Regions from separate parts of the Mus musculus genome. Here region 1 is linked to region 2. The links are chromatin loops, found by intact Hi-C in ENCODE. Cell type or tissue: left cerebral cortex. All regions are shown on one strand. Each heading gives the region's core, and the rest is flanking DNA. Links, peaks and the distances in the headings are about the cores only.

Region 1 (16,143 bases), core at 4,451-6,950, 68 kb before region 2:
GAGGCAACCCTGGTAGCACCTGCTATAGGCTTGAGCCAATATAGAATTTCTCAAAATTTAGACATGTATTCAAACATCTTTGCATTTCTAGAATTCCCATAAAAATGAATTGAAGGCTAAGTAAGCATCACTTTGCTGCATGCTGAAAAAAAGAGAAAAATAAAAGGATAAGAGGAAGCTGGAATAAGACTGTGCACAGATAAAATATTCCAAACTAACATATTTTCCACAGAGGAATCCAACAGCAGTAGCTCCCCCTTCTCTTCTCCACTTCCAGTGTTCCAGTGCAATGATGTATAACAGAAATTCTGAAAGTTAGAAATTTGATTCTAAATCTTCAGCAATTGATTTACAAATGATGGGGTGATTCAAACTCTTGTGAGTTAGACACTTCTAGATGTAGTCCTTTGAATGAAAATGGCCCCCACAGGCTCATAGGGAGTGGCACTATTATGAGATGTGGTCTTGTTGAATGAAGTATGTCACTGGTAGATGGGCTTTTTAAATATTCAAGTCAGGCCCAGTGGCTCATTCTCTTTTCATACTGCCTTCAGATCCAGATATAGAACTCTCTGCTAACTCTCCAGCACCATGTCTGTCTTTATGCCATCTTGTTACTTGCCATTATGATTAAACCTCTGAACTGTAAGCCAACCCCACTTAAATGTTTTTAGAGTCGCCATGGTCATTAATGATATCTCTTCACAGCAGTAGAGGCCCTAATTAAGACAATCGGCCAATGTCGCCTCTGTTCTGTGGCCTTATTCAATCCTGTTTTCCCAGCCTTATGCTAATTCTGTGAGCTCCCAACTTCTTCCCATTAAAAAAATTAATAAAAGCTTATAACATTTACAGTACTATTCTATTACTTGAAATCAAAAGTTATCATTAATGTGTGGTGGTCCAAGAAAATCAGAGCTCTGATTCTTGCATGCCCAAGAATTCTTAAAGAAATAAAGCTATTCTCTTTGCCTGGTTGGGTTTAATTTCTACATTTGTACAAGGAGAACAACTGAGCAGTATACATGTATGCTGGTCCCAAAATAAAGAGTTTTCAAAATCAAATAAACGGTGGCCTACTCTAGTTTCTGGAAATTTCTCTAGGGAAGAACTTAGCCATTTAACTGAATGTTTTCTAAGCTTAATCATGGGATCTTGTTTCAGAAAATAATAGCAGTTCATAACCTTAATCATCTGCCATCTACCTTTATATGATACTAGTTCCATTCTTCTCTCTCTCTCTCTCTCTCTCTCTCTCTCTCTCTCTCTTTCTGTGTGTGTGTGTCTTAAAACTGCACCTAATAGACTTTGTTTCTATTGATGACAATTTTGAGAAGTCTTTATTTAGCCATTATCGATGGGATTCAATAGTCATGAGAATAGAAAAACCATTCTAAGAGCTTACTGAGATGGTTGCTGGGCTGTATACAAAACCCACTAATTCAAAATCTCCTGGAACAGAGAAAGAATAAGTTTGTTAATAATTTATGATGATTATGTGTTAGATACTCTTTAGTTCACCCAATAACAAAATAGACTAGAGAGCAGTATTTTTCAATGCTTCATGTGCTTACTCAGAAAAATCACCTAGACATGATCATTTTCATGACATAGTCCAATTTTTAGATCATTTTCATCTCTTATGAGCTGTAGCTGAGAGAAGTTTATAGACTTATGATGATACCCTAAAAATCTATCCAGTAGCTCTAGCCTCAACATCAAAAGACATATTTTTGAAATGTTAATATAGCTGTGGATGCAAGTATGAAATAAGTCATTTGGAAAAAAAATCAGTTTCACATTTACATACTCAATAAAAGTCTTTCAGATGTGTCTGTTATTCCTACTACCCACACAGCTTATTCATGCTCACCATAAACTGCATTGGCAAGAAATTAAGGTTAAAGGAGTAGGGTAGAAGCTTAAGTCATCTAATTTTATGACTTATTAACAACTCAAAGAGTCTAATGGTTCAAAGGCTGGAATGAATAGCTAGAATCTTATTTTAGACTATCTATGACTTTAATTTGCTCTCATTACTGAAAATGATGAAAAATTAGCTATCAGAAATGTCAAAGCGAGAAACATGATAGAAAACAGGAATTAGTCATCATCTTGAACATTTTTCTTTGTTAAACTTCAGGTAACAATGGAGATAATACTGTATTTCTTTATAGTATCATGCCCCCCCTTTTTTTTACAAGAGAAATTATAAGTTATGTAGCCAGTGACATTTACTCAATACAAGTACACCTTTTGTCCCTAGGTTATTTGTTACATTTATTATAAGAAAACTCAAGGATGAACTGCAGAATTTCAGGAGTAATTATATTTTCATAACCAAAAATGTTCAGATGTCTTCCTCATATCTATAGGCTCACAGTCTATTGTCTAGCACATTATTTTATTTTTATTTTGATAACCAGAATTATACTCTCTTTCCAACAGAAAATTAGTGGCAAATAATGCTGTGATTGTTCAATAACCTTTAAGAATTGGCATTGGGGAGTTTTGGATGAATGCATAGTGGTACCTGTGTTGTGTATGTACTTGTGTGGTGGTTGTTCATTTTGTCAGCTTGACACTATCTAGATTCACTTGAGAAAGGAGTCAGAATGAGGGATTCTCTTCATTGGCTTTGTCTGAGAGGGATTTTCTTAATTGGGTTCATTGATGTGGAAAGGCTCCCCCTGGATGTAGGCAGCACCTTTTCATGTTCTGGCCTGGAGTGAATGAAAGGAGAGGGGACCCTGGGTATTGCTTGCCCTGAGTGATTTGCTCTTTGAAGTTTCTGTCAACTTGATTTTTCCTTGAAATAATGGACTGTCACCTTCAATTGAGAGACTAGCAAACCTTTTCTTAGGTTGATCTCGTGAAAGTATTTATATGACAGCAACAGGAAACAAAACTGAGGCAACTTGTCAGTGTGCCAATAAACATGTATCATGGCATATATATGCATATGTGAGTGCATGCCTGTGGACAGTGGGTAGAGGTTGACTCTGAACACTTTTCTCGATTTCTCTTATTGGATGCTTTTCTCAATTTCAATCCATCTTTTGCTTTTGTTTTTTTGGTTTTTTAAGACAAGCTCTTTCATTCAACCTGGAACTAATGGATTCAGCTGTCTGGTCAATGAGCTTTGGAAATCCGTCTGGTCCTCTGGAGCTCGGGGAAGGGGGTCCCATGCCAAGCTTTTTATGTAGGTTGTGGGGATCCAAATTCAAGACCTCATGCTTGTGTGACATTTACCAACTGCAGTCTACCCCCAAACTCTGGCATGTATTTCGTGGCCAGAAATGGCTGTCTTTTGAATGACTTTCAACCTTTCCGAAACAAATTTATTTCATTGTTTTATCTTTTCACACAGTAGGTTTGAGTTCAGATGTAAAGTATATGAACACCTAACAATATAAAATTATATACTTTAGCAGTTTCACAAAATTTCATCCATTCTTATTGTATAAGCTTCTGTCTCATTTAGTATTGTAACTGTCATTTCTGATGTAAAAGCAGGTTGACTGAAACATTAATGTATCAGTAATTTCACAAGGCAGACTGGATGCTATTGAGATTAACTTGTTATCTTTGTCAGAGCTTTGCAATGCCTCAAGGGTTGCTGCATTGCCTAGGTTTGTCACATAATTTCAAGAAAATAAACACACTTCCCAGCTGAAGTGGCTCTAACCATATCTTCACTATGCTATGTTTTTGTTCCAACCTATCTCAGCTACTTTACAGTAGCTACATCTCAATGAAGATATCCAGGAAGAAATTTGAAAAACCAAAGAATGAAAATTTGAAAATGAAGTACAGTGGCTTGGAGTTGTGTTGACTGACATCAGTCGTTGAAGTATGGATTGCCCCCTTAGCTTCACAAATGATCCTCCTTAACAGATCTAGGGCACTTTACTAACTAGGTTCCTGGCTTTACTGTTAGTCCAATGTACAGTCCACACCTGAAGAAAGGGGAGTTTTTGATGTTGTGGTTTATTAACCAGGTACTTTCCATTCACTGTCAACAATTAGAAAACAGAAAGAAGTTTTTTAAAGAGGAGGGTTGGTGGGACCTCCTACTTGTTTTCTTTACTCCAAATAAGAAGCCGGAAACAATTAAGGAGAAAAAAATCCCCTATAGTTCACCTTGACCTGGCTGGACTGGGTCTGATGCCTGAAAAAAGTGGTGTTGTGTAAGCCACTAGTAAAAAAAAGTCGAACTGAACTTCAATACAATGAAAATTATTGGGCTCTAGGGGAAACTAGGAGCCAAGGTCTCCAGTATCAAATTAGAAAAGGAGCTCTTTCCCAAACCTAGAGAACTGTGTTTCTTCCTTCTCCTTAAGGTGTCGAGGGCGCTGACAAGACCTGGAGAGGCAATGCTACTACTTCCTTGGCTGTCCAGTTTAGCAACGCTTTAGCCTCACCCAAAACTGCAAAACTGAATTGCAAGCTTGTATTCATTCACTCTTCTGCTGCCATCTGCAACTTCTTGTTTCCTTTTACTGAGAAGGTGGCGTTTAAGGTCAAAAGATCCATTGTAACCAACAAAAGGCCAAAGAACCACAAACAGACCCTGGGAAAAAGCTAGGCTGCCCCTTTCAGGGCTGAGGGTCTACAAAAGGAACAACGAAATATATCTGACAGTAGAATACATCTTGTCTAAATCTCCAAAGTCTGGGAAGACCTCAGACAGATTTGGGATCAGACACAGGGCAAGGTCTTAAGGCTGCAAGGAAAGCGGGCAGTGAATACTCTGAGAGCAGTGTTGGGGGAGGGGAGAGGCCCCCGAAATCTACTTTGTATTCAGCAGCTGCGGGCCAGTAAGGATTCCTGAACAAAGGAGCACGCGGCAAGAGGATGAAATGTTGGGGTTCATGCTGCCACTCGAGCTGCGAGAAGTTTTCCACCTATACCGTTATGGAAGCGTTGGAACTCAGAATTGGGGGGCGAGGGGGTGAGAGAAAAGAGAACTCAGCATGCGATTCCTGTTGCGCCACTACGCACCAGGAATTCTTGAGAACGATGGGAATGGCAACTATTAGATTCGAGGGGGGAGAAAAAAGAGCTGGAGTGAGCAAAACAAAGAGCGAGTGTGGGCCGCGGTGACTTCATGCCTCACCAATGTCCCGCCCACGCTACTCCGAGCTGGAGCTGTTTGCTGCTTCTGCTGCTGCTGCTGTCCTGGGCCGCCACTGCGCTTGCTGGCGACCCAAGCAAGGAGCACTGTAGCGTGGGGAGGTTTCCTAGCAACTCTCAGCTCGGAGCACGCCCAGCCACCCGAAAGCTGGGAGCCCCCACGGGGGACCACAGAACTAGATCACCCCATCCCTGCCCATCGCCTGCCTCTCTTCCCTCTCATCCCAGAACGCATCAGCTGCCAGGGTTCTGGGTGGCCAGACGCCTGAGCCGACAGAGTCCGAGAAAGGACAAGGGTACGCAGCTCCCTCCCAGCGAGGTGCATGGAACATCCCCTTCTAGCCCAGTAAGCAACTGGGATGCCTTGTTGGTTGCCCGCGAGTGCAGACAGGAGCTTCTAGGGAGCTCGCGGAGCTGCTTCCCCAAGCTGCTGGCACCCGTGTCTCCTCTCCCGCCAATCGGAACGCTGCCGCCTGAACCTCTGCTAGCTGCGACTAAGTGGAGTTGGCCTCCCTGCCCACCTGTGGAAGAAGCTAGCACCGACTGATGCGCCAGCAACTCCCCCACCCCCTTGGCCTTCTAGCCGTCCCCTCCCACTAAAGCAGCATCACCCTGTGAATTACATTAGGGTGGTTTTCCCCCCAGCCTCAGGCTTTGTTTGGGTTTGATTGTGTTTGGCTCTTCGCTAAGCTGATTTATGCAGCAGAGCCCCATCGGCTGGGGAGAAACAAAAGCTCTTTTCTTTGTCTGGGAGCGGACTGTGGAGCCCGTACTTGCTTCGCCCCCGCGGGCCATCGGCTGTCCAAGGAGGTGCTTTTTGTTGAGACTGCAAGCCCCGCCGTGCGGAGCTGGGAGGGCCTTAAGGGCCCTGAGATGCAGAGAGCTGCCCTGGACCGAATACCTGTATCGCCTACTGAGAGCAACTGGGTCGGCCAACCCGGCCTGTCGAAAAGGTCCTAGGGACTCGCAGCCCACGGGCCTCAAGGTGCGCTCTCAAGTCGGGAGAGCGCATCAGGAAAGCAACTAGGCAGTAGGCACCGGGCGGGCTGCTTTGCATTATGTGCGGCTCGGCCCTGGCTTTTCTGACTGCTGCACTGCTCTCTCTGCACAACTGCCAGCGAGGTCCAGCCTTGGTTCTTGGGGCAGCCTGGGTATTTTCACTTGTTCTCGGACTGGGCCAAAGTGGTAAGTTATTTTACTTTGTTTTCTTCCCTTCTCCCAAAGTCTTGGGCTGGTATTGAGAGCTTATGGCCTGGGCATCCCTGACAGGTAAGTGGAAGATGTCAGTCCTGGTCAGTCCTGCTGAGACTTCAGGAGGGCAGGTGTGTAACAAAGTTCTCCATAAAGAAGCCAGGTATCAGGCATTTTCACCCCTAAGTGACAGCAATAGTCCACAGTGCTGGGAAAAGTTTATTTGAGTTGAAGTTTGGGAAAGAGTCTGTTGTACTTACAGAATGCAGTTTGGGGGTTCCAGTATTTCCTGAGGATATCACTATATAGTCTGTATTCCCCAACTTTTCACCTTAGGGGTGGAGCATCATCCACTAAGAGCCTGTGGCTAAGATGGTTTATAAAAGGAAAGAGTCTTTCATTTATTGGTCTAAGAAAGAACAAGTTTCTTCTGCCATAACATTCAGCTTGAATGAATTAATGCCCTTGAGGAATATCCATTCATGGTTTAAGCCACTGCCCTGCGGAGGGGTGGGATTGTTAAATTATTGTGGCTAAATGATCTGTCCCCTAAGTTTGGTCTCTGTTACCAAGAGGTCACCTCTCTATAAACTTTTATTGTCTTCATCTGTAAAACAGATATAGATGCCTACCTTTCCCAAGTCATTTCTAGTCAGACAGTGCATGAGAGGGGGCTTGGCACTTTAACATGTTAGCATTGTATTCTTGGTGACTCATGAAACAGAATAAGTAATAATAACAATCTAAGGATTAAATTTACCATAGAGGCCAAATGTTTTTTTTTTTTTTTTTTGCAGATGGAGTTACCATTGCCTTATTTATTTATTTATTTATTTACTTACTTACTTACTTTTCCCTTCGGGTTACTAATCCCTTAAATTTTATTAGAGACTTACTGTAGTCTCTCAACCTTAAAGGAGTTTTAATTAATAGCCTCACTTCTGTTGTAAAACTGAAATTTAGTCCTTTACTTTAAATTGGTGTGCTGGCTTTCTTCCTGAAGTTAACTAAAGTAAATACTTATATGTAAAAGTTTATAATAGAGAAGCCCAGGCAATTTCTTCTAATTATTGCATATATAGTTGTCTAGCATTAGTTTTGGGTGAGATTTTCCTAGTTGTATCAAACAGGACAAACTAGAGTCAACTTTCATTTTGTAGTTATTTTGAGACTTTGAGATTTCAAAATAAATGAAACCTAATACAAAGGAAAGAGTCACACTCCTTATCAAGTATCTTTTGAATGGAACATGTGTTTGCCACAGCAGATTTTCCACTGAGCTTAATTCCACCCTATGTCAGTAAATAAAGTGTTCTCCTAGATTTAGTAAACATTCGCACCAATAAACTGACCAAAACTTATGTCAACAGAATATATTTTGTTCCAAAGAAAGTCTCACTCACCTTTAATCTTTGCTAATAACAAAGGTTTTTAAAAGTTCATTGTGCTTGTAGAGATAAGTCAAGTTCCTGTGTACCAGCAAGATATTTCCATCCAGTGACTATTATTGATTTGAAGCAAGTATTATGAATGGGCTGCCTTGCACCTGCTGACCTGAAAAGTGAATGCTTATCTGAAATCAAAACAAGGCATCCTTTTCCCAGTCCCTGTCAATATACAAAAGCTTCTGATGTATAATGACTTGCATGGTAGTTTAAAACATGAAAAAAAAATTATAGCCAGTACTACTCAGCAAATTAGAGATCACTATAAACAGCTGTACTTTGTGATACAGCTACAAGTCTTAAATTACAGGTCTTACTGTGCAAATTAAATGCTTAAAGCAGAATAGAAATTTAGGTATCGGTTACAAAGGAAATCTTGTTCCCATGCCCAGTAGTTTACACCAAGAAGATGCTGAGGGCAATAAAGCCATAGTAAGAAGACTATAGCTATATATCACTTCAGTTTTATTTTTAAAGAACAATTTATACAAATGTACATTAGACTTATAGTAGTGTGAGCAGAGAGAGTTGAAGGTGGCTGAATACTGTGGGTAGAGTATATTATGAATGAGATGCAAAGATTTCTGATGTAGACATCACTCTAGTTCCTTTTAATTTTCCTTTGCAAAAACTAATGGAGACTGAAGACAATTGAAATCATCAATGCCAACATTAAAAAGCTGGTCACTAATGTTTTTCCATTAAATAAAAAATAGTTAATATTGAAGAGTTATTGCAGCAACATTTTATTTCTACACTTGCTAATTTTAAAAGATTAAAACTAATTTGTCACCCAATTACATAGCAATAGAAAAATGATACATCTCAAAACTCACAATTTCTTTAACAAATGGTAGCTATTATTGCAATGAGATTTCATTTTCTTTTTATTTAGCTATTGTACTTTTTCCATTACAACCAATCTACAGAATGAGCTTTGCTTTGTGACAACAGTATGACTTTCCCTGAAATAGATTTCATCATATCAAGTATTCTCTGAATATCCTCAGTTTTAGTGTGTGTGTGTGTGTGAGAGAGTGAGTGTGTGTGCGCACGCACTCATGTATGCATGAATGCACAGCAATGATTTTGCATGTGGGGGGTGCATATATGCGTGGGTATGAATGCATGTGGATGAATATGCATTTGGAGGCCTGAGGTTGATGTCGAAACCATACTACATTGCTCTTTTACCTTATTCATTGAAGCAGAGTCTCTCAGTCAAAACCAGAATTCACTGATGTGGCTAGTCTTGTTAGCCAGATTGTTTCTGAGGATTCTGTTCCCATTTCCCAAGTCTAGAATTATAAGCAATTAACATGCCAACTGGACATCTATATGTGGGCTTCTGGAGATCTAGCTATGCAAGCATGTTAACCACTGAGCCATCTCACTAGCCTCCAAAATTCTTTAGCTAGTCTTCTATGTCACTTTCATACAATGTGTATGTAGTAATTCTGTCTTTAGGTGACAAAGACACTTTGGGGTCTGTTTAAAAGTCATCCATGCTTGCCTTACATGTGAAAACAAGTAGCTGATATGATTTCAAAAATGTCCTTCTACTGTAAGTGCTTTGAAAGAGTTTCAAGCTTATTTCATCTCACAATACTGAGAGCTTGTGGAAAGCTTTATTTACCATGTGGAGGTTCTGCTCAACTCAGATTTGGTGACTGATTGTCAAATCTGTTATCTAATCCTTAGTTATCATCTACTAGACCTTTCATCAATTAGGAAGTTGGTACTGGCCACCCAACAGTTAGCTTTTAAGATCTATGATCTCCTGGATTAACTGCTTTCTCCAACACTGGTTTTGATTCTTGTTTGTTCAATGAACTCCAATAACAGCAGTGGCTCTGGAGTTCTGTCCTCATTTCTCTTCCTTATCAATACAGAGACCGAAGTGAATTGATCTAGCCTTGGTGTTTTAAGTTGTGTTTTTATGATGATACCATGCAGATGTCTATCTCCAATCTTGACTTCTTATTGGCTCTGCAGAGGAGAATGCAAATTGTCTATTCCCTATTGTGTGTCTAAAGACAAAATTGATCCCTATATATTCAAAACCAAATGCCTAATTTTCTCTCTCAAACTTGCCCCTTTCACATTCTGTTAGTTCAGTCACTGGTGAGTCAGATTCTTGGTAGATCAGACTTAAAAGTGAGGACAACTGACCAGAGAGCAGAATTTCTTAGAATACATTTGCCAGCTGATCACTTTTCAATGTATGCTTAAGTTTGGAAGATATATTATTTACTTGTGAATATATATGCCTGCCAAGCTAATTATGTCTTTATTATGCAGAACTACAAGTTAGTTGGCATCAGAATAAGCCAAGAAGGGGCAACAGATACAGTTCATAAAAGAAAGGGAAAGTTTCAAATAAGATTAGGATAGGCAATCAAGATAAGTATGATAGTTTCTACTCCACTTGGATGTTTATGGGAATTTAGAAATATCATTATATAAACACTAAATTATCTTTCCAATTTTTATATACTACTATTTTAAATAAAAGTTTCTTGCAGAAAACACAGCATGTGAGATAATATTGTCTTTGTTCTTTACATTTACAGACTTTTGAACTTCTAATGACTGAATCTGGTATAGACAGGGATAAATAACCTGTTTTTAAATTCCTCACCTTGCTCACAGACAGGCTCCCTTGGATCCTTTTGTGAACCACAGAAGTATAAGGTTCTATTTTAATCTAAGATTTTCAAACTTTAACAAATAAGCTCTGTCCCTCTGTAGTTTTTTTGCAATCAGCAAACTATTTGCCTTTGGTGAGCCTTTGTTTGGGTTTGTCAAGAAGAGATGCCCACCCATCTTCCCTGATGGAGCCTATTGTCTGGCATCTCCAGTCATTGCAGAGTTTAGCTTGTTCCTGTTATGATAACTCTATAACAACTGGTATAAACCTCTTATTATTTACTTGAGTTTTACCTTTCCAGACTGGAATGAGGATATCATCTTTTGTTCATCCATTGAATAACCAAACAACTTTCCCCTAATGTTCCTATATTTGTTCAGTCTTCCTTGTTCTCAAAACTCTAGCTTCTGTTGCAGTGCAAATTGATGGTTGACAAGTTTGGTCAGCAGAAGACTATGAGGTCTTGTGAAGGCTCTCCAATTTTATAAGAAATACATCCTCTGAATTCATACTAGCTGTATCATTAAAATAAACCATAGGAAAAATCCCTTACATTTTATAATAATTTATTTGACTATTTGAAGCTGAATATTGTCACTCAATTAAAATCTTTAAACATTGTATTCTTAAAGATATGTTTGTCATTTGAGCTTATTTCTCTTCCATCCCATTTTATAAATAATTCAATGTATTCATTAAATCTTCAGAACAACACTGTGAGAAAAGTGGATTTATACCTCTGCTTTTGAAAAGAGGGAGTTGATGCACAAGAGATGAACAGTGTGTACAACACATAGTCAGTATAAGGGAGAGCCAGATTTGAATTCCTTTATATAGCTTAACAATTCCTTAAAGAACTTTCTGGGTATTATATAAACATGTCTCTGTCACATTGGGAGTTTGGGCCACCACCATAGCATGAGTAATATAGGACCCTGTTGACTGTGCAAAGCAATCACAAAGATAGGATTTGGATTTTAGAATCATGGGTGGCTTCAAAACACGCCTCCTGGGGAAGCTCCGTTATTCCCAGCTTGTCTCACGTATACCTCACTGTGGAAAGGTTTCTCATGTAGGGGGAAAAACAGGTGGCTTAGTGGGGAACACCCTGTGGTAAAATATGCTTCCTTGTGGTCCCTTAGCTTTCCAATGTGTCAGCAAGAAGAAAAAGAATGAGCCTCTAAGGTCAATCAAAAGTACATATAGAAAGGCCAGGTGTTGTAGTTTATGCCCTTAATACTAGCATTGGGGAAGAAGAGGCAGGCAGATCTTTGTGATTTCGAGGCCAGCCTTGTCTACAAATTGAGTCCAGGACAGTCAGGGCTGTTACACTGAGAAAAAGCATAAAGCAAACAAACAAAGCAAACAGAAATTACTTATAGGAACAGATCTATGATGTGGTCAGATTATTAACCAACTTCGGCCTAGGTATGCTTCTAACTGCTACAGCAGCTGAAGTTCTACATCATTTCATATGTTTATATCAATTTTGGCTCATCAATGCTTAGTTACTAACCTGGATGTTCCATTGGCTGTTAATGATTTTCTGGTTGGGAACTTGGCAGTGTATGAAGCTCTCAAACTCACAGTCCAGGGTCACACGCATATATCACCTTTTCTTTGGTGTTTTCTTTCTTTTTTTCTTCTTAGCTTAATACATTCTTCAGTTTAGTTTCTCAGGGAAAATGTGACAGGAGATAGATGTTAGGATTTTTAAATTGATAACTATAATAAAATTTTCTTTTGCTTTTAAAGATAATAAAATCCTCACATAGTTCTATGTGGGGAAAAAATGTTTTGAATGAGACAGTAACAAGGCAATAGATAAGAGGTTGATACAGGTAAGATAAAAGTAAAATGGAGATTGATACTGAATAGAATAATTAAATGATAATGGGGATTCTTAAGATGTTTCTCAAAATGGAGATTTTTGTCTATATGGATCTAGTAAGCTCAGTAGGTAGAGAAAGCCTGAATGACCTGTCACAAAAAGGGCTCCTGCCTTGGATCCTCATTGCCTTGAGGCTCCTCAGTTGGGTGGCATACAGATCCCTTCCAGAATGGCCTCTGCCTCCATCCTCATTCATCCTTTTGACAGGATACACTATGACTGCTGATTCTGTCTTCAGAGCCTGGCACAATAGGTCCAATAAATCATTTGGAATAAATCACCTTGAATAATGTAAGAACAGTGAACAGTTGTAAAGTAAGTTAGTTCCTTACACATTAGTGCCTGATCCCCACTCAACTCCGACCCTTATATGAGCCTACAGAATAAGAGTTGTTTCTAAAAGTGGAGTTGCTTGTTTTGACTTTCCAAGTCTACCCCAGCAAGCAGTCTCTGGACCTTTGCAGCAGATCTTTACCAACATCAAAAGCTAAGACTCTGAATTATTGAATCTTAACTCCGTAAATTTGTTCTTCCTTAATTAGTTCTCACACGCTTCTTAGCATGGTTGGTAAGATAAGTATGAAAAGTAAGTCTACCCATTCCCTCTTGGTGCTGGCTTTAAAAACTACTTCATTTACAGCACACAAAAAAAGCAATAAATAGACAAATTATTCTCATCTACATTACCACTGTATGGCTTTTCTTAAGCCTCTGAGGTCATGAAAAGCACTACACTGAGCTTTAGAGTTAAAAGAATAAGAATGGTTAAGCTTTGAGAAGTATTTCTACAGGCCAGGAGGCCTCCTAAGCATGTGATGTGAAAATCTACTATTTCCTTATTGTTCCAGTTCTCTGTGCTAGGGGAAGTTACCAAATAACTTCTGAAAGTTCTCTTACTTAGCTAATAAGTGATGGAAACAGAATTTAGAGCTGAGTTTGACTCAGCACTCTGAATCATCATCATTGACTGCCATCTACAGGGGAGTGGAGATCCTCCCTGACCTTGTGAGACCTCCTTGTATCCTCTTCTGGTTACTCCCCAATCTGGCATGAATGGACCCATGGAGGGTACCCTTGTCTGTCAGTCACTTCTAGATTGTTTCTAAAATTCTTGACCTAGCTGCTTTCTGGGCCTTCTTACTGTGTCAAATCCAAGACAAACAGCCAAATATGGCTGGATGCCAGAGGAACAAGACAGAGCTTAGACACACAAGCTGCAGTTTTTGTGCAGGTAAATGACTGCCTCTTTGCATTGCAGAATGATTCTAGAGCTGGGAGGGAAAAGACTGACCCTGAGCTAGAGGTTTGAGAGCTTCATACACTGCCATGTTCCCAACCAGAAGTCAAAATTCATTTGTTAAGAGTTTAATTAACAAAACACCTGAGAAATAAACTGTAAGGAGGGAAGTGTGATTTGTCTTCAGACTTCAGATGTTCCCACCTTTATCTCTTTAGACACCCTGGGCAGGCTACTAGGGCAATGGGAATCTTTGGCAGAGAATGCTCACTTCATAGTAACCAGAACGAAGAGTGAGATGGGGGAGAAAGAAGAGACTGGGGTGAGGGAGCATGCTCTTGACCATAGACAAAAACAAGATCTGCCTTTCTTTAAGGACAAGTGACCTACTTCCTCCTTAAATAGGCTCTGTCTCCAAAAGGTCTGTTCAGATAGGAATTCTTCCATGGTTAATCCATTGATAAGATTAGCATGCTCATGATCTGATCACTACTCAGACTCTTACCTCTGGACTGTTGCATTAAGTACCAAGCCGGTAGCATGTGAGTCTTAAAGGAATGTTTTATATCTAAACCACAGTGAACTCCTTTGATTTAATGATTTCTTATTCTAGTTTGCAAGTATTAAATACTTGGCTTTGTTATGCCTGGTGTTGTTTGTATTCTGGCCTTGGCCTTGAAAAGTTACAGCAGACTTGCCTAATAGTTAAAATATTATTGGAGAGTGGGGCAGACAAGGATAGTACCAGAGTAAAGTACAGAAGTCTTTTATATTTTTCTACTTGCAGTAAAATCGAAGACATGAACTGGGTTCTTCCCTCTTGCAAATAGCATGCCTGTGAGAGCCGGTGTACAAATATTCTTAAATTAGTTTTACCTTTTATTTCCTAATAAGAGAATGAATGTGTAGTAGATAGCACCACACTGTTTTCAAGGAGTAAAGGAACTACTTTTCACTTCACTAATCAGAGTTGATGTCACCTTATTTTGACTTTCACAGTCAGTAAATCAGCATAATTTCCAGCCAAAGAAAACTGTAGTGAAAGTAAAAATGGCATCCAGTGGGATTAAATACATTAGTTAAAGTAATACCACCTTTCAACAGAAGAGCAGGGGTCAGTTCTTTCTAGGAAACAATGATACCAAACAAATATATTCAAATGATTTCAGTTATTTTTAAAGGCCCTTAATTAACTTAATTAAAATCCAAATCATTGACAGAAAATTACAAAGTAAATTACAATGGTCTTACCATGTATATTCTTTTTAAATTTTTATTAAATTGAAAGAAGTTATTTTACTTATTATTTATCCTGGGTATATGTGTGTGAATGTGAGCACCATTCATGAGTAAGAGGAAAACATGAGTAAGCCCGTTCTCCTGTTCCATTATGTGGGTCTTAAGTATTAAACTCAGATTGTCAGACTGCCTACTGCACATTTGTTCTTAAGGTAACTTTAAAAGATGTTTCATTTTGAATGGCATTTTTTTTTTACCATATCACATGTTAAAGCAGGATATAAGCGTTGAAGAAGTAACCTTTCATTCTGACCTTCCTAATGAGCCACCTATCATTACGGTAAGTGGTTTAGAAATGTGTTACCTCTTTCTACAAGGTATTTCATTATTTTGTTTTGCCTGAAAAATATGAATAAATTTGACAAAGAAAGAGTCTGTTGTAAGTATCTATGAGTGTGATTAGCCTAGAATGTTACCAAATACATCTCATTAAACAGAAGTAGCTGGGAAGGGCTGGGTTTAGCCAAAAATTCTGGATGGCCATAAGCCTGGGAATGTGGGGAGAAAGGATAGTAATAAAGACAGAAGAGAAGGATGGGACATAGACACAGTTCCACATGTGTCCTGCTAGGCACAGAAGATGGACACAGGGTTATTTCATGTTTTGAACAGCTTTAGATACTTTGGATTTACACTAATAGTTCAAGATATACTGATACAAAATGAAGCCTCCTGATCTATGTTCGTATACATAGGTCCAAAGCCCTTGGCTTGGAATTGAATGACAAGTACCTTTCTAGGTAGAAGCATTTTGCCTGATCTGAGCAAGGTCTATATACTCCGTAGTACTCTTTAGTAACTCTAGCAGGTATTGAGTAGGGGAGGGAGGCTTCTCATGGAATGAGCGATTACCTCTATCCTACAAAGGGACTTCTGAATATTTAAGAGATCTTAAAAGGAAAGTCATTAAAACAAAAACTCTAGTTCCTTTAAAAGAAGAAAGTTGACAGAATGTACCTTGTGAAGTGCCAAACTGGGGGTGCCTTTCCTAAGTGACTACTGGAGAGAAGCTAAGAAGCCAGGCTGGCTTTGCCTAGTCATGTAAGGTATTCATTGACTTCTGGGGAACAAAGAATACAAGAAAGTAGTAGGAAGGGCAGGGATTGCTGTAGAACTGGCTGTTCTAGTTGCAAACAAAGAAGTCATTGTAGCAAACTTTATTGTTTGCAGAGAAAAGATGGAGACAATCTCTTAATACAAGGCATACGTCCTTAAAAGGTATTCCTCTATTGTCTTTTTGTACATTTGGTTTGAATTTGTGTAATGAATTTAAAACATGTAGATTATAATTTGC
Region 2 (16,143 bases), core at 8,755-11,254:
AAAAAAGTTATTCTCCCTATTTGTAGCCTTTGATTGGCTGTATAGCCTTTTCTCTAACTGTGCGGTTCCATGAAAATGCTTCTATCCATGTTGGTATGTCAGTTGGTATCATCATTACACAGATCTTGTTTAGTCAGTCATATTGTTGAGATTTCATGGATGCAACTTCAATTTCATGTCTAGAAGATACTATCTGCAGCACACTTATCTGGTTTTTCTTTCTTACAATATTTCCGTGAAAACCCAGTGTTTCCTCCTGACCCCAGACTCCCAGAATAGTGACTCTGAGGACTCAAATATTTTTACAAATACCTACATCATATGCTTTGCTTGTTCCTCAATTAGCTCATAACTAAATATCCCATTTATTTTAATCTAAGTCCTGCCATGTGGCTGCTCTGTAGCTGCTCAGCTCCCATACTTCTGTTCTCCTCCATGTTCCCAGACCAATCCCTGCTTGTCTCTATTCCATAATCCTTTCCACATGCCAGATGTCCCACCTTCTATTCTAACCTTTCCTGTAGGCCATAGATTTTTTGTTTTGTTTTGCTTTTTTATTGACAAGTAATACAACCATATGGCACACAAGAGATTCTCTCTACATTTAGAAGTTGTAGATACATTGATTTTTCAACAGCACTAACACACATAGCTTTGGGCTAGATTATGAAGTAAAAGATCTACAGAAGCCATGGAAGTAACTGAGCCAATCAATGGCTTGTACATGAAAACAGTTTCTGAGGTTCCCAGGAGTCTTTGGTGTACGAGAGGCTGACAAGCAAAGCAGACATTGCACAGCAGTAGCAATCTGGAAATGCCATGTAACTCCCAACAGAGAAATGTGTTGTGCCTGTGGCATTGCTTCTTCAGTCTTTGAGTGTCTCTTCCCTTTCTTGTTTCCATGAGACCATGATACCTCAGTTGTCCTCTCTTCACTCAGCCTTTGTCTCCTTTACAATTTTGCTTCTTCCTTCTATTCTCTACTCTGAACCTCTCACAGTGGCCTGTCTACTTTACACTCATTCATTCATTCATTCATTCATTCATTGAGCCCTTTGGGCAGCCACGTTTTCTTTTGATTTCAACAAATGCTGAAACTCATTTCCACCTTCTACAAAGCTGATGTTTCCTTCATTAGTTTACTTTATACCTAATGACATTGCTATCAGTTTAAATGCCACTTTAAGTGTATCAATACTGCCATTTGAAATCTTTGATGAAAAATTTAATTCCCAGATTCCACAAATGTATGTAAACACAATGGAATCAATCACCTTATAACATATTAGTACATTAACATTCACGTGAGTTAGTTCTGGTCCAAACTGAATAGTTACAAGCCACTAGAAAAATGGCACAAACAGCTGCTGTTTGGTGAGTACCTATTTTCAGATACTGAAAACATCCATTCTTCTAGTACCTTTAGCTACCTATAACAAGAGAAGTATTGTGAACATGCTTCTTTTAAGATGAGCAAACATTTAGAGAAGTTAAGAGCTTGCCTGGTTTTCTAATAACTCAAATTCTGGGCTCTTAACGTCTAGATTAAGAGCTGACCTTCAAATTCTATACAGCTTTTTGTGTCTTTTGCCTCCTGTTTCTCCACTGCTTATTGTCCCTTCATGTGCTATTGGCACCAGGGTTTCTCCCTCCTTTTGTAAATCTGCCATTGACTGATAAAATACAGAATCATGTTTATTGTTAACTGACTTGTGTGCAACGTAAGGATCACTGGGCTCTCCAAGCCTGGATTCTGCTCAGCTTTCCAGTTGCCCTTGCTGTCACCTACTCTTAGAGGGATCATTTTTTATAAACCTTGTTTATCTGGTTTATAAACCAGCATCCCATACTATATCTGAGGTTCATCCTCTATATGGATACCTAGAAAATCCACTTAAATCACAAAGATATCCACAACACTCCCTAAAGCAAAATGTTATGTTGCTCAACATCTAAGTCTCTTATATGGCATAGGAGACCATAGGCCTCTGTCCATCTCTCTGGCCTCATCCTCGACTGTTTCCTGTCTTGGACTTTTTCTTTCAGATGTGTGTCTTATTGTTCTGTGCACACACACACATTTATCAGGCTATACCTATTCTGGGTGCCCTGGTTCTTGGTCTGCCCCCACCCCAATCCTAAAAGCCATTCTCCCTCATTATTACCTTAGCTCTTGCTCATCATTTAGACAAAGCATTTAAGTCACTTTCTTGGGGGGGAACAGTCCATGACAATGTTCCCCAGACTGAATGCTTGCTGGTGTCTCTCCTCATAGTAGCTGGGCATATTTTCATTGTGTCATGTGTATTGTGCTTTGTAAAATTACTCCTTAAGGATTGAAATGACGTGGCCTAGTAATTTTAACATCTCAAGTTAAATTCAGTCAGAGTTTGACACATGGATTTTAAAATCACTAAATCTAAGTCTGGCTGGCACACAGAAGAACTTGGTGAAGCTCAATGAGTAGAAAAATTAATTAAAGCATGAACTTGATGCATTCATATTCGACTTTCTCATCATAATCCTGTGTCCATCATTCCTCATTCTAATGAGACAGACCTCTCATTAAAGGTCTACCACTCAGGTAGACCTTGAAGCCATTTTTCAGTCTCAAGCGATACCTTGAATCTTCTTCATCAGCTCTGTGAATCTTACACCTTAACTATGACTTTCCATCTGATCTGGCATGTCCCAAGATGTCATTCTACAGAACAGTATTTATATTAAGCATTTACCTATGTCACATGGGAACAGAGTTTAGAAACTTAAAATATTGAGAATGCTGCTTAAATAATATTAAAGTATTTGTACATTGTAGGCCCATTCTGAAAATTTGCAAGTGTTGATTTTGGATCTCTAAATAGAGGGAAAAAAATCCATAGAACTTCATCATTGTATTTGCCCTCAGAATGCTTCTCATGTTAAAAATAGTTTAGGAAATGCTGAGCTAACTTTAATTAGATTTGATCATGAAATTCAGGACATACATACCCATTTACACACGGACTACAAACACTGATACTTCTCTTAGCTTGCTTGTGGTTTTTGTCTTTTTTTTTTTCATTCATATAATGGCTTGTCTTCCTGATGGCTATAAAATGTTTAATGTCTTGATTGTTCACTGTTTGCATGCTACTGTCATATCATGCACCCGACTCACATGTTTTACAGGACCTTCTGCCCCTTTTGCCTGGTGCCATTGCTGGTGAAATAGAATCCAAAGCTGCAAATCTCAACAATTTAGTAGTAGAAGCCTACAAGGTATGTTGTACAGTCTATAAATTTTTCTACAAGTCAGCTTTTACTACCATTTTTTTTAGACAAGGTACAAAGCAGCACTGCTGCATCTTGCAAGGAGTGACAGAAAGAATGAAAGACTAGGAATTTAGAGCTGGGGTTACCATTGGATGGACCACAGACTAGCAATGATGTCAAATGCTTGAAAGAGTCAGGTCTGTCTCTGTACCTCATTTGTCCCACAGAGAGGTGCGCTAAGATTGATCCCGCCATCTAAGCTTCCTTTCAGATTGAGAGTTGAGTGAGTTACCATCTTGTTGCAAAACTTTGTATAGTTTCCTACATCATAAATTTAACAAAAACAAGCCAAAAATATTGTGCTATTATTTAAAGAACAATCTACAGGGGTAAGTGGATTCCTCAGGATCTAGAGATTACTAAGAGGGCTTTGTAAGAGTATCCATGATCAGTCATTGCAGTGTTCCAGTCAATTATCTTTTCTTTTTTGTCAAAACAGGCCAAAGTTTCACTTTCCCAGATGTTTTCTTGGACCATTGGTTATATGTTGTCATCAGTCCTGTAGAGAATAGATGCAAGAAGTTTTAAGGGAACATCTGGTCTCTCAAACTGGATCATGTCTGCATTAAAAGGCTTTAGTAAACTTTGCTAATACTGACTTTTCTTTTCATGCCAGTCATTTTCCATACATGACTTCACTCAATCCACACACCTGCTCTATTGGGCAGCAATTAGTAGCCCCATTGTATATTTAGGAACAGAAAAGTATTGACCACGGTCCACACAGCTAATAAACAGGCAGCAGGATGAAATTCCAGGTGCTACTCTATGCCTCAGCTGCTTCCAGCTGTACGGCCTGTTTATCTTTTGTCCTTTGATTTTTTTTTAAATAGGTGTTAAAAACTATGCTTTATTCTCCCATGGACTTATTGGCCAGTTATAAGGCCTGGCTTCTCCAGATTTTCTGCCTGCCTGGTTGCCTGACATTTAGAATTATTGTTGCCTGAGCCACAGAGCTGTGAACCCCATAGGCAGCTTTGTTAACTGTCTTCAGGCCGCACCTGCTTGAAACTTGGGTTCAAAGAGGAAGGTGGGAAACAGACATAGGGCAGAAAATGAAGAAATTGTTTAAATGTATTCTTCTTTAAAGAAAATAAATCTTGATAGATTTGTTTCTGCAGAAAACTTTTTACTGTCTGAAAACTACAGAGAATTAAATGAACACAAATATCTTAAATTAAATCTTTTACTACCATAAAAATAATATTAAATCCTAGGACTGGAGAGACAGCTCAGTAACTAAGAGTACTTGCTGTTCTTCGAGAGAATGGAGATTCAGTTCCCAGCACCCACATGGTGGATCAGAACGATGTCTATGAACTATAGTTTCAAGAGATCTGTCATCACCCTTTTCTAGCCTATATCAGCACTGCATTTGCTTACATACATACAGACAAAACATTCATATGTGTTTTTTTTTCAAATGTTAGATTCATGGAATTTTATATCAAGAAAAGCAAAACATACCCATACTTCATTTCTATCCATAGTTTGTTCTTAAGAGTCATCCAAATGAAAAGGGAGTTTATGCAATTAGTCCTTTTAATTACTACAGTGTATCTGTTTTATTAACCTGAAGTATATAAATTGGCTTCTATTCTATTCTATTGTATTGTTTGTTTGTTTCATAAGCCCAGTTTAGCCTTAGAATCTTGATACTGCTGCCTCAGCCTCCTCCTGGGTCCTAGAATGATAAGCATGTACCACCACATCTAGCTTTTTAAAAATCTTTGTGTTTTAAAAAAAGTGAGGCAGTAAGCTATGAGTGAGACTTTGTCTCAAACAGTAAAAGCAGACAGCACTATTTGGCCTTATGTTCTTTGCCTTGTGCAGGTATGTAGTCACATACCTGTTAGCCTACTGTGGTTCCATGCAGCCTTGCAGTGAAAGAATAATAGTTAACACAACAAAAACTTATTTTGGCTAAGTTAATCTCCTTGAGATTCGATTACTACTATTTTTATGTGTCTATGTCTTCAAAATTCTTTTTAAAGAATAATACAGTTTCAAAATTGTATTATTAAAATCCCAACAGAGACAATTCATAATTCATTGAAGTATTATGCATCCAGAAAAAAAAATGGGGTCTTTCCCAACAACTCTTAGACATGAATAGCATCTGTCCTAGCACCTCTCAGAGAGTAAAGAAGTTTAATAGTTCCCCAGAACCTTGACTTGCAAAGCAAAGGACAGAAAATATTGTAGAAAAATTTCTTCATACAATACTTCAAAGACATAAGTGGTTTGAGAACTTAGAGGAACTGCAAGTGTGGCTAATGTGCTGCTATGGGAGACATGTACTGACCAAAGAAACCAATGCATATCCAAATTAGATTACACCTTTGTAAGGTTCTTCTAGCTTGCCAGAATTACTTGCAGTATATGAACTCTTGGGGGAGAGAAAAGTAAGTGTGTGTGTGTGTGTGTGTGTGTGTGTGTGGTTTCACCTACTTGAATAATATTCATGAACTTGAGGAAAGCATCTTCTTTTGAGGACATGCTATCAGAATTTCATAATCAATTATTCATCAGTAAAAACTCATCTCATATCAAAGCTATTGTTGAAGGAGTAAAGTTACTTTAACTAAAACATTGGAAGCCTGTCTAAGTCTTTTCCTCCAGGGTACAACCCATTCTCCTTTCATAGCCACATATTTCACATCACTGTTATTTTTCTTTATAAGTTTAAAATCAGGATTTTTGCATGTGCCAGGCTCAGATGTATATGACCAAATGCACACATATTTAAAAGATATATTTAAAGTAGTTGGATCCTTTGGAACTGTAATATTGTGATGGAAGGCCTTAGTGTGTGCCCAATACTTGACATCAAGCAGTAGATGTTTAATGAGTGAGTCATTTAATGAATGACTGTGTAAATTAATTCATGGTACTGTACCCTATATGAAGCCCTGCTTTAGAATTAAGGCAAACATCATGGATGCAAGCAAGCATAGAGATGATAAAATCCGTAAGCCCATCTTAGAGAAACTTGTACAACAGTGTTTCACCAGTGATTCCTATGCACAGTCAGTTTAGAAATGCCACCCCCACAAAACTGTTTCAACTATGTATTTATAAAACACTTAACGTTTCATGATAGTCAAAATCATTTGAAATTCAAGTTTCATTTTTGCCAAAACCATGTTTCCTGCTGTAAATTGTCAGAATTCATCAGCTATGAGAATGTTTCTTTAAACTTCATCATTAAATATCATCAGTATGAATTTGAAAAATTATCTTTGCCACACTGGATAAGAGAGGTATTTCTATAGGGTTTTAAATTTGTGATCATAGATATGTGGAAAAATCAACTATTTAAAACAGCTGATCATTTAGTATTTCATATGTTTTAAATATAATTGAGCTGTTGTGAGAAGCTACCATTTTATTCATTTCCCAGATGTAGACTTTGATTAAAGTTAAATATTAAATCCAGGATGGCATAATGATTATAAGTCTGCTTTGTCGCTTATACTAGAAACTACTTCAGTGTAATTAAAAATTGATGTCTCTGCAGAAGATTATCTCAGAAGTAAAAGTGCAGCTGGAAAACCAGGTACACGGTGTCCATTTTAACATCACTGCCATCTGTCCAGATGGGGCCAGAAAGCCAGGCATAAGTGGGTGTGGAAACGTGACAAGCAATGACGAAGTATGTGGCAGTATGTTTTTCTTGTTTAAGACAATTTTTTGGTGTGCTTTCTTAAAAAAAAAAAACAAAAAAAAAAATTACTTTAAAAACATTGCTACTATTAGAATATTGTTTCAACTTTAAATGAGCCTTCCTGTTTCTTCTTAAAGTTACGTCTATACATAATTGACTTCTCTCAAACTTTCAAGTTAAAATAAATATGTATTGTGTTAAGTACTTATTAAATACTTAGTAGTAATATATTTTCTGAGAGGTTTTGCCTAATAAAAAAATAACATCCTTCCAAGCAAGTAGTATCTGTAGATGTAATAGTGACAAAGCCTTTATTGTTTCAAATCTGTTCATTCTCAGAGTATGAAAGGATGGTACAGTATATAAAAGCTACGAATTCCAAAATCTTTCATCTTGTGATGTCCAGGAAAAGGAGATGAAGAAATTTGTTAAAATCAGTCAAATCAGAGGGATGATACCATTTATATAATAACTAGAAAGAGTTGAGAGTCCAAGAGAACTCCAAGACCAGATGAAATGGTTATTCTCCAAGAACTGCCAGAATAGACTACATCATGTTCTCAGCAGGGGCTGGGTAGGGTGTCACTTCTTCAGTATCTCTTACTTCAGCTGTACCTGAATGAACTGGTACAGAGAAATTTTTGATTCTTTCCTCTTTCTTGTTCTAAGGTTCTGTAGTTTTATTACTCTATCCTGTATTGGGAAGAATTTTTCAAATGCAAAATCCTAAAGTTCTAAAATTAATTCAAAGAAAACACTTAAATTTTTTTTCCTCATAGGAACATTAGAAGCTGTGGGTAGTGTGATTGTGCCCACAAGCTGTGTATCTTTAATTAATTATCCTAAGCCTCTAATTCAGTAGTTTCCTCTATAATTTTTCCTTGGATATCATTCAAAAACGATCATATACTAGTTTATATAAGATACATTTGATTTCTGCTACAGAAAAGTTTTTGTAAATTTTTGTAAAAAAAATAAAAGGCTAAATTCTTAAAAACAAAGTGAGTCTTTAAAGACTCAAATATATAACAATGATTTACCTTCCTTAATTTTTTCTTTCTTTGACTATGCTCCTTTCAACTATAAACAGCTTGTCTCCCACGAGGAGTCAACCAGCCTTCAACTTTAGAAGGTCTGTTTTATTATACTAGTTTTAATAGCAGTGGCCACTCATCCTACACATCTGTGTATCCTTAAAATTCTTAGAGGCAAAAACAATTTGAGCACAAACTGACTCCAACCACACTGATTTTAATGTGACACATTTAAATAAAATGTCTTGTACATGGATGCCTAAATATAGATCTTTTATTTCATGCTACATAATTTCCAATTTAAAAGCCCAGCATCCATTATTTTAATGTTGGAATTTAATTACTGTAGTGAACTCATATATAACTGTATGTATATATAAGCTTCCCGATTTTCCAAAGCACCTGAAGCTGAAGTCAGAAAATATAGATATTAAATCAACCATATTATAAATAACAAGAAATTAAAGAACAAGGAAAAATTTTCAGGCAAATAAACTGTTGTTCTAGAGGGAAAAACAAACAAACAAACAAACAAACAAACCACTCCTTGCTACTAGTCCATTCTTTAGTTCTGGGATGACCCCACAGTAACAAGTGACTTTGGTGTGAGGTCTTGAAGCTGGAGAATAAGTCCTGAGCCTCTTTCTCAAGTAACATCAGAGATGGGGTTGTGTTTTCCTCCACTGAAAAACTGTATATGTATATACTAAAGATCATCTCTTGGTCTTTACCTTGAGCCTCTAAAAAGTAAAATACAAATAAATAAAATTGCCCATATGACTAAATCAGGGTTCTGACCCAGAAGATAAGAAACCATTTACTTAGGTTTATTGGTTCCTAATGCCAATTGTTCACTAACCTCATATGTCCAATTCAGAAAATAGAACATTGATTCAGCAGTTGTCCATGAAATCAGTTACCTAAGGTGACAGACACCTGAGGACAAATGGACACATGGTGATTTACAGGCCATTAGCAATTGTTACTTCCTTTAATTCTAATTAATCAGTTAGGCAAAAATGGAATTAAGTGGCAATTATGTACTTACATATTAGATTGCATGCACATGTGATTTATAAATATTGTTGGTATCTCTAAGATGTTCACCATTGATTTAAATATCATTACTTGATATACTGTTTACAGTATCCAAGGATATAAAGATATTTCTATTTTCCTTTGAAATTTAGGTTCTTTTCAATGTAACTGTTGTGATGAAAACATGTGATATCATGGGAGGAAAAAACTATGCAATAATCAAGCCTATTGGTTTCAATGAAACCACTAAAGTCCACATACACAGAAGCTGCAGTTGCCAGTGTGAGAACCACAGAGGACTCAAAGGACAGTGTGCGGAAGCTGCCCCAGACCCCAAGTGTCCACAGTGTGATGACAGCAGATGTCATTTTGATGAAGACCAGTTTCCTTCTGAAACTTGCAAGCCACAGGAGGATCAACCTGTCTGCAGTGGCCGAGGTGTTTGCATCTGTGGGAAATGTTTATGTCACAAAACCAAGCTAGGAAGAGTGTATGGCCAGTACTGTGAGAAGGATGACTTCTCCTGTCCCTATCTCCATGGGGATGTGTGTGCTGGTGAGTTGATATACACAGGCAGTTAGAATTCATAACGATATTGGCATATATATTAGTGTATCTTTAAATCTGATGTGATGAGGTACTGCCACTTAACCCAAAATCAAAGTTCAAAGCCTCATAGTCTGTGAAATTAGGTCATGGCAAGATCATGTTTATATTTTTAGCTTGAGTACTGTGGCTGCTATTTTAAAAAATTCAAAACCTAAAATGAAATATGAATCTCATGTGTCCCTTGATCTTGGAAAGATTTACACAAGAAAAGGAAGTTACTGGTGATTGCCGATGTGGTTTTCTAGAAGAATGGCGGGTATTCTATAAGGGTCTGATTCATTCCAGCACATGGTCCACCTCCTGCTTGCAGAGGATTTTGTTTCTGTCAGGATGAGGGGAAGTGAGATATAAAAATATAATTCCACTCACTGGAAAATGTTTAAAGAACTATTGTAGATAGAATTGTATGTTCGAAGTCATTCAAACCTCACCAATTTATTTTTGGAAAGCCACCAGTCACAGACTGGACAAAGGAATACATTCTTCAGAGAGAAGTGGATTGTTAAGTAATTCAGAAGTTTTGTCCTTCTGGCCACACACAGACCAGATTTTGCAATGAAATAGGATAAGATAAAAATATCAAGATTACTTTTGGCTAATTTAGTTCACTGCCACCTACTGGTTACAGTCCAGAAAAACTTATGCAGCCTTTGAAAATTAAAACAAAAACGTAACTTTAAAATAAATTAAACTACCTGTCATTTGAATTCCTTGATCATTTCTCCATGAAAGGGTAAGTTTACTTATCATAAAGATCTCTTTTTTGTATGTGCATGTTAGTAACAAAATATGTGTTAAGTTATTGGGAAATGGAAATATTTCATTGTTATAACTGTATGGAAATGAAAGCCCATAAAATGTAACTATTCATGGATAAGTAGAAAGCTTGTTTTAAGTTACAGGAAAACATTATTATAAGTTGTCTTTTTATTCTCTTACATATGTAAAATACTCTGTGTTCTAGACATTTATTTAGTTGTAACTAGAATTATTGTTAGGAAGGAAGATTACTTCAGAATAAACCCACAGTTGCCTAATATATTTTATAGGGGAAATAAATATTTTACAGGGAAGAAGAGAATGACATTTCTGGCATTGGTCAGTAGAACTGTCTATCATATACATTTAGAATCTGAGGTTCTGCTGCATAATCTCAATATATTGACCCTGTCTACATGATTTTGACCACACACCCAATGCACACAGAGGCAACTGACGATGTGCTTTGAATTGCTTGTGTGAGTGCAAGTTGACATGCATTTTTCCCTACCACTTTCCCTTGGGAATGAAAACTCATATTCACAGGTCAGCTGGCTGGGATTCAGCGTGCTAGCTACATCAGGAAATGGGATGTGTTCGACATTTGTTTGCCTGGACCTCATTAGTTTTACACTTAGCAAATTGAGCTGAACCAGCAGTAGGCTCTATGGGACAATTAACCTGTTAGGTATTCAGCAATAAGAGAAGGAAGAGGGAGAGAGGGAGAGAAGAGACAGGGGGGGGGGGTTGGGAATAGAGGGGAGGGAGGAGGAAGAAAGGAATACTAGGAGATAAAGTGAAAAAGAGGAAAGAAAAGGAAGGGTGTTTGGTCTATAGTTGGATAAGCTTGAAAATGTATAAAACATACAGTGTACCTCCTTTTGAAGACTTCTACTTCACATTACCATATTAAATTTTGGACACTTCTTATAGTCTAAAATCCATTTATTAGTGTGTAAACAAGATTTTCTCAAGTTAATTGTCTGCAAATAAATGCCCCTCAGGCATGCACACATGCCTTTGTCTTTTCCATTGTTCGGCCTACATAGAACAGACTAAGCCTGCCCTGCTAATACAGTGTTCTGGATAGTGTTCTAAGGATGCTAACCTCTTGCTTAGTGTTCTGAGAATAAGGGGAATTGTTTCTGCTTCTCACAAGACCTATCTTTAACCATGCCTGAACACAGAGAAGTGTTAGAATGTTTGCCCCATCACCCTGCAAAATTCTCCTGAGCCCCTAGCAACAGTGAAGAGGGAAGACTGTGGCAGGCATTGACCAAATGCTCTTACTTTGCTGATTTGAAGTCAGCCCTTATGGTTTCACAATATTTATCTGTTTCTAATTTAAAACTTGAAAGCAAATTGGCATTTAAGCAGTTGGTCAGCCACCAAAGTAGGGGCTTTCTTTGTACATGTTAGCATTACATATTAGTAGGAGAAATATACTTACAATAGAACAGTGTTTAAAACACTTCTTAATTCTGGTACTGACTTGTCAAAACTAATGCTGTTTCCACTCACCAGACTGTTGCATGTTTCATGAAAATGGGGGAGACATTACCAACTCTGTAGGCCTGGTGACCTTGATCCAAGTGTGTCTCTGTTGCAGGGCATGGGGAGTGTGAAGGTGGCAGATGCCAGTGCTTTAGTGGCTGGGAAGGAGATCGGTGTCAGTGCCCATCAGCCTCAGCACAGCACTGTGTCAACTCCAAGGGCCAAGTTTGCAGCGGGAGAGGCACCTGCGTGTGTGGCAGGTGTGAGTGTACTGATCCCAGAAGCATTGGCCGTCTCTGTGAGCACTGCCCAACCTGCCATCTCTCCTGCAGTGAAAACTGGTATGATTCTGTCTCCAAATGAACAAAGCAATCCTGGCTGACAGCTGGTTTTGCTCTTCATTCTGCCTTCTTTCATCTTAGTTGCTGGATTCTTAGTTACTAGCATACAAAAATGATGATTAAAAAGTTAAAAAAACAATCCTGAGTGGGAAACTTTAAGAATTGGGTACTGGAATTCCTAATTTTGGCTAGTAAGTTGCATTGGAATAATCAGAACAAATCTATATAAAGTCACTACTCTGTTTGGTTGGTTTTTTTAAGAAAATGCTTTCCTGAAAACAGAGGTTGCCAGTTAACCTACTTATTACTATTTAGCTGTGCAATGTAAAATAATTTGTTAAAATTCTCTGTGCCTCTAGTTAATTGTGAAAGAATCAAGTGATATTTGTAAAGTTAACTAAAATAAAATTTTTGTACTTGGTACATGGCAGTCAGTGAATAAATGTGACTCATTATAACTAGATTAAATATCTTAATATTTAACATAAAGAATTATAGTGCTATAAAGCACTTAGGGGATGCATAAATGGAAAGTCATGTGTTGCATAACAAAAAATATTGTTTTGTGTAAAAATATTTTTCACTAACAATCTGAGACTTGCTCATAGAGCACTTGTATAAATGTCAGTGTGCCTCCAGCTTGCTTGCTTAAAATTTTAAAACATACTTTCTCAGATCACTAATGCAAGTAAGAATTTTAGAAATATACATAGTTATTTAAATCGTTTAGAAATATAGCATTTTAATATAATGGTGGGGTTTAGTTATTTATTTGCTAGTGAGGATTGAATCCAGGCTCATGGATTCAATTGAGTTGAACTGTGCAAGTACTCTAAAAAGCAACATATCCTACTTATTATATTATTATTATCATTATTTACTATAATTTTATTTTACTTTACAGGCATTGTTTTACTCATGATGACCTTGAATTTACTCTGTAGATCAGGCATTCCTAGGCCATATCATCCTCCTGCCTCAGACTTCATGTATCTGGGATTATTGGCTTTGGCCACCATGCTTTGCTAATGGGTTCAAAATTTGTCCATTGGTTATTTATTTTTCACAGGGTTAGGGTTAGGAATATTCAGTCTATTGACTTTTTAAAGTAGTAATCCTTTCATGTTCCTTGAACAGGAATTGTCTGCAGTGCCTTCACCCTCACAATCTGTCTCAGGCTGCCCTTGATCAGTGTAAATCCTCCTGTGCTGTCATGGAACAGCATCGCATGGACCAAACATCAGGTAAGTCTGAGGAGACTCCTGGGGCAAGGAGTTACCATGTACCTTATTCCTGAAAGAAGGAACAGTGGCTTCATATTGATTCCATTGTAAATTATTGGATTCCTTTTTAAAACAACTCTATCACTGTGTCACAGATATAAACAAAGAAACAGAAACAAAAACACACCCTGTTCTAATATGTATATACAGTATTAAACTGAATCAGTAATCCATTTTTTAATCTCCCAAAGAGAAATACTTAGGTGGTGACACCTCCCTGCTCATTCGCACAGGCTCTATGTGCTGCCTGCCTCCACCAAGGACCAAGAAAATGAATTATCTAGAAGGACTTACATGAGCCAAAAATATAAGTTCACTGTGTAGAATAATGTCACTAAGAGCTCAGGAGCTATGGTTTCCCTATATAACCTAAATTTGTTTCTTCTGCTCACTCTTCACATATCTACAAAAACTTTATTCTCCTGTTTCAGGTAAAACACTAAAATTTTAAGTGATCATCTGCTGTTGTAGTATACCTAAGATCTAAGCTGTAAAACCACCTGTGAAATACAAGCTATACTTGCAGTCAGATCTTTGGAAACGTTCCTTTTGATTCTACTATTTCAACAAATAGAAAACCCAGCCCTGGAGAAATAGCAGAGTAGAAATGTCCTGCACATCTTATGAGTCTGAGGTGTAGCTCTGTTGGTAGAGCACTTGCCTGGCATAGGTAAAGCCTGTGTGCAATTCCCAGCACCACATGAAACTAGGCATCAGGTGACATATGAGAACTTGGGAGTTGGTACCCAGAGATCAGAAGTTCAAGGTCAGCCTCAGATACATGGGGAGTTCAAGGCCATCCTGAGCTATGTAAAATTCTTCCTATTAAAAGGGAAAAAAAAGAAAAAGAAAAAGAGAAAAGTGAAAAGAAAAAAACAACAACTTTGAGGTGGATAATTCTGAATTTGACACAGTGGAAAGAATGTGTTGCTTTTAAGCTAAAAACCTTGGTCTAAAATATAGTAAAGTAAGAAATGTAAGCACTTCTGCAAAATTTCTGTGGGCCTATATCTCATGTACAAAATAGAGGATAAAAAGTGTATTGAATAAAAGGTATGTTTAGTACCTCAAATCAAAGAGGATGTATAATGGGAAAGATGTGAGAGCTATGCTCAAAAACTACTTTTAAACAAAAATTTACTGGAGCACTCCCAAAAGAACTCAAAACACTTTGCACAGGTCTAAGCTGTAAAACCACCTGTGAAATACAAGCTATACTTACAGTCAGATCTTTGGAAACGTTCATTTTGATTCTACTATTTCAACAAATAGAAAACCCAGCCCCGGAGAAATAGCAAAGTAGAAATGTCCTGCACATCTTAGTTTCCCATATTTCATTCCCTTAGCCCACAGTGAATTTGGCTCAGAAAAGAGTCCCATGTGCTGCCAGCTCAGGCTGCAGCAATCTCTCCAGAAAGCCAAGTGCCTTTCTAATAAAGAGGGCCCCTACATATCATTAATTAAGTTAAGTAAACACTACTCTGACTTAAGTGTTGTTGCAAACAGTGTTCCCTTAAAACTCCTTAGAAAAAGACCTAGCCTGACCTCAGCTAAGAAAAGCATGACCAGAGGCAAATGTTGGATCATCATAACAACATTGGGGAAAAATGAATACAGACTTGAACCCTCAACGGGTCCTCTGGCTAACACATTCATAATATTTCTGAAATGTATCAAACTACAAGACTTCCCTCCCCTTAACAACTATTATGCAAGGAAAGGAAAAGAGCATTTGTTAGGCACCTTAATTATTTGTCCACTCAACCACTCTTACAGGGTCTTCTTTCAGTCTCTCTGGCTAAGCTCCCATCAGGCAAAAAGCCAGGATAGGGATCAAGCCACGTGCCCCTCTAAGGATTGGCTTAGCTGATGGAGTAGACTAAGTCAGCCAAGGGATATCACAATCTGTCAGGACATAAGCTATGAGGGTCACTAACCTGAAGGAAAGAAGCTGTAAAAGATCAAATAGCACCACCTTTGGACACACACTTTGTATTCTGTACTCATAATATCTTTAACAAGGAAGCATTGTACCATACTGGCATCTGATGTTCCCATTTCAATGAATAGGAATGGGCGTGTTTTTTAACTCCACAAAGTCTTTTGTCACCAATCACAAACAATGGTCTCTATTAAGTCCACCTAGTTGTAGAAGATCTCTTGCCCCCATTATTGAAACCTTGCCTCATTTAAGAGGCATGCTGGGTTAGCATTGAGCTTTGGAGCCAGAATCAGCTATGACTGGATGCTACTATGCTCATGGCCTTGGCACATCCTCTCTCTAGATGCTCTTTCCTAGGCAACTGCAGCATTCAGACCAGGTCCCTGAAGCGTGCAAAATGGGTGGAGAAACACATGCTTCAGTCCAGGAAGTGTTTTATGAATCTGGGGCAGCTTGTGAGCTCTGTGGAATACCCACTATTGTGCAACCATATTCCTCAGAGACTAGAGTAGACCTCAGGCAAGCACAGAGCTTATACAAATTTTTCCAGTGAGAGTTTGCCAGAGATCTGGTTCTAAAACAAAGGTCTAGCATTTTCCCTCTCCTAACATGGCTTTTCTTTCTTCAGCAAGTGATTATTGTTCGAGGAAGAACACATAAT

What was found. Peaks named below come from ENCODE experiments on the same cell type or tissue, not always from the same donor. Only the 100,000 strongest peaks of a DNase experiment are listed, where the experiment ranks them.
Region 1: it touches region 2 in a loop (4-fold over the local background); 5 of 42 quality-filtered maps call a loop at or near these places.

What each region holds. Positions count from the first base shown.
Region 1 is chr12:119,227,850-119,243,992 of GRCm38, reverse strand. Itgb8 (integrin beta 8) reads left to right here and starts at 5,717. Exons shown (of 14, transcript NM_177290.3): 1 at 5,717-6,321. The coding sequence starts at 6,195. In left cerebral cortex, for the core only: no CTCF peak of the experiment used is centred there; DNase peaks (open chromatin) are centred at 4,517, 5,144, 5,542 and 5,863; H3K4me3 peaks cover 2,500 bases; H3K27ac peaks cover 2,206 bases.
Region 2 is chr12:119,164,113-119,180,255 of GRCm38, reverse strand. It overlaps Itgb8 (integrin beta 8), which reads left to right. Exons shown (of 14, transcript NM_177290.3): 8 at 3,172-3,261; 9 at 6,836-6,970; 10 at 9,207-9,609; 11 at 12,032-12,257; 12 at 13,395-13,501. Among named protein-coding and RNA genes, the nearest start is that of Itgb8, 66 kb to the left of the region's middle. In left cerebral cortex, for the core only: a CTCF peak has its summit at 10,292 (motif pointing left); DNase peaks (open chromatin) are centred at 9,976 and 10,212.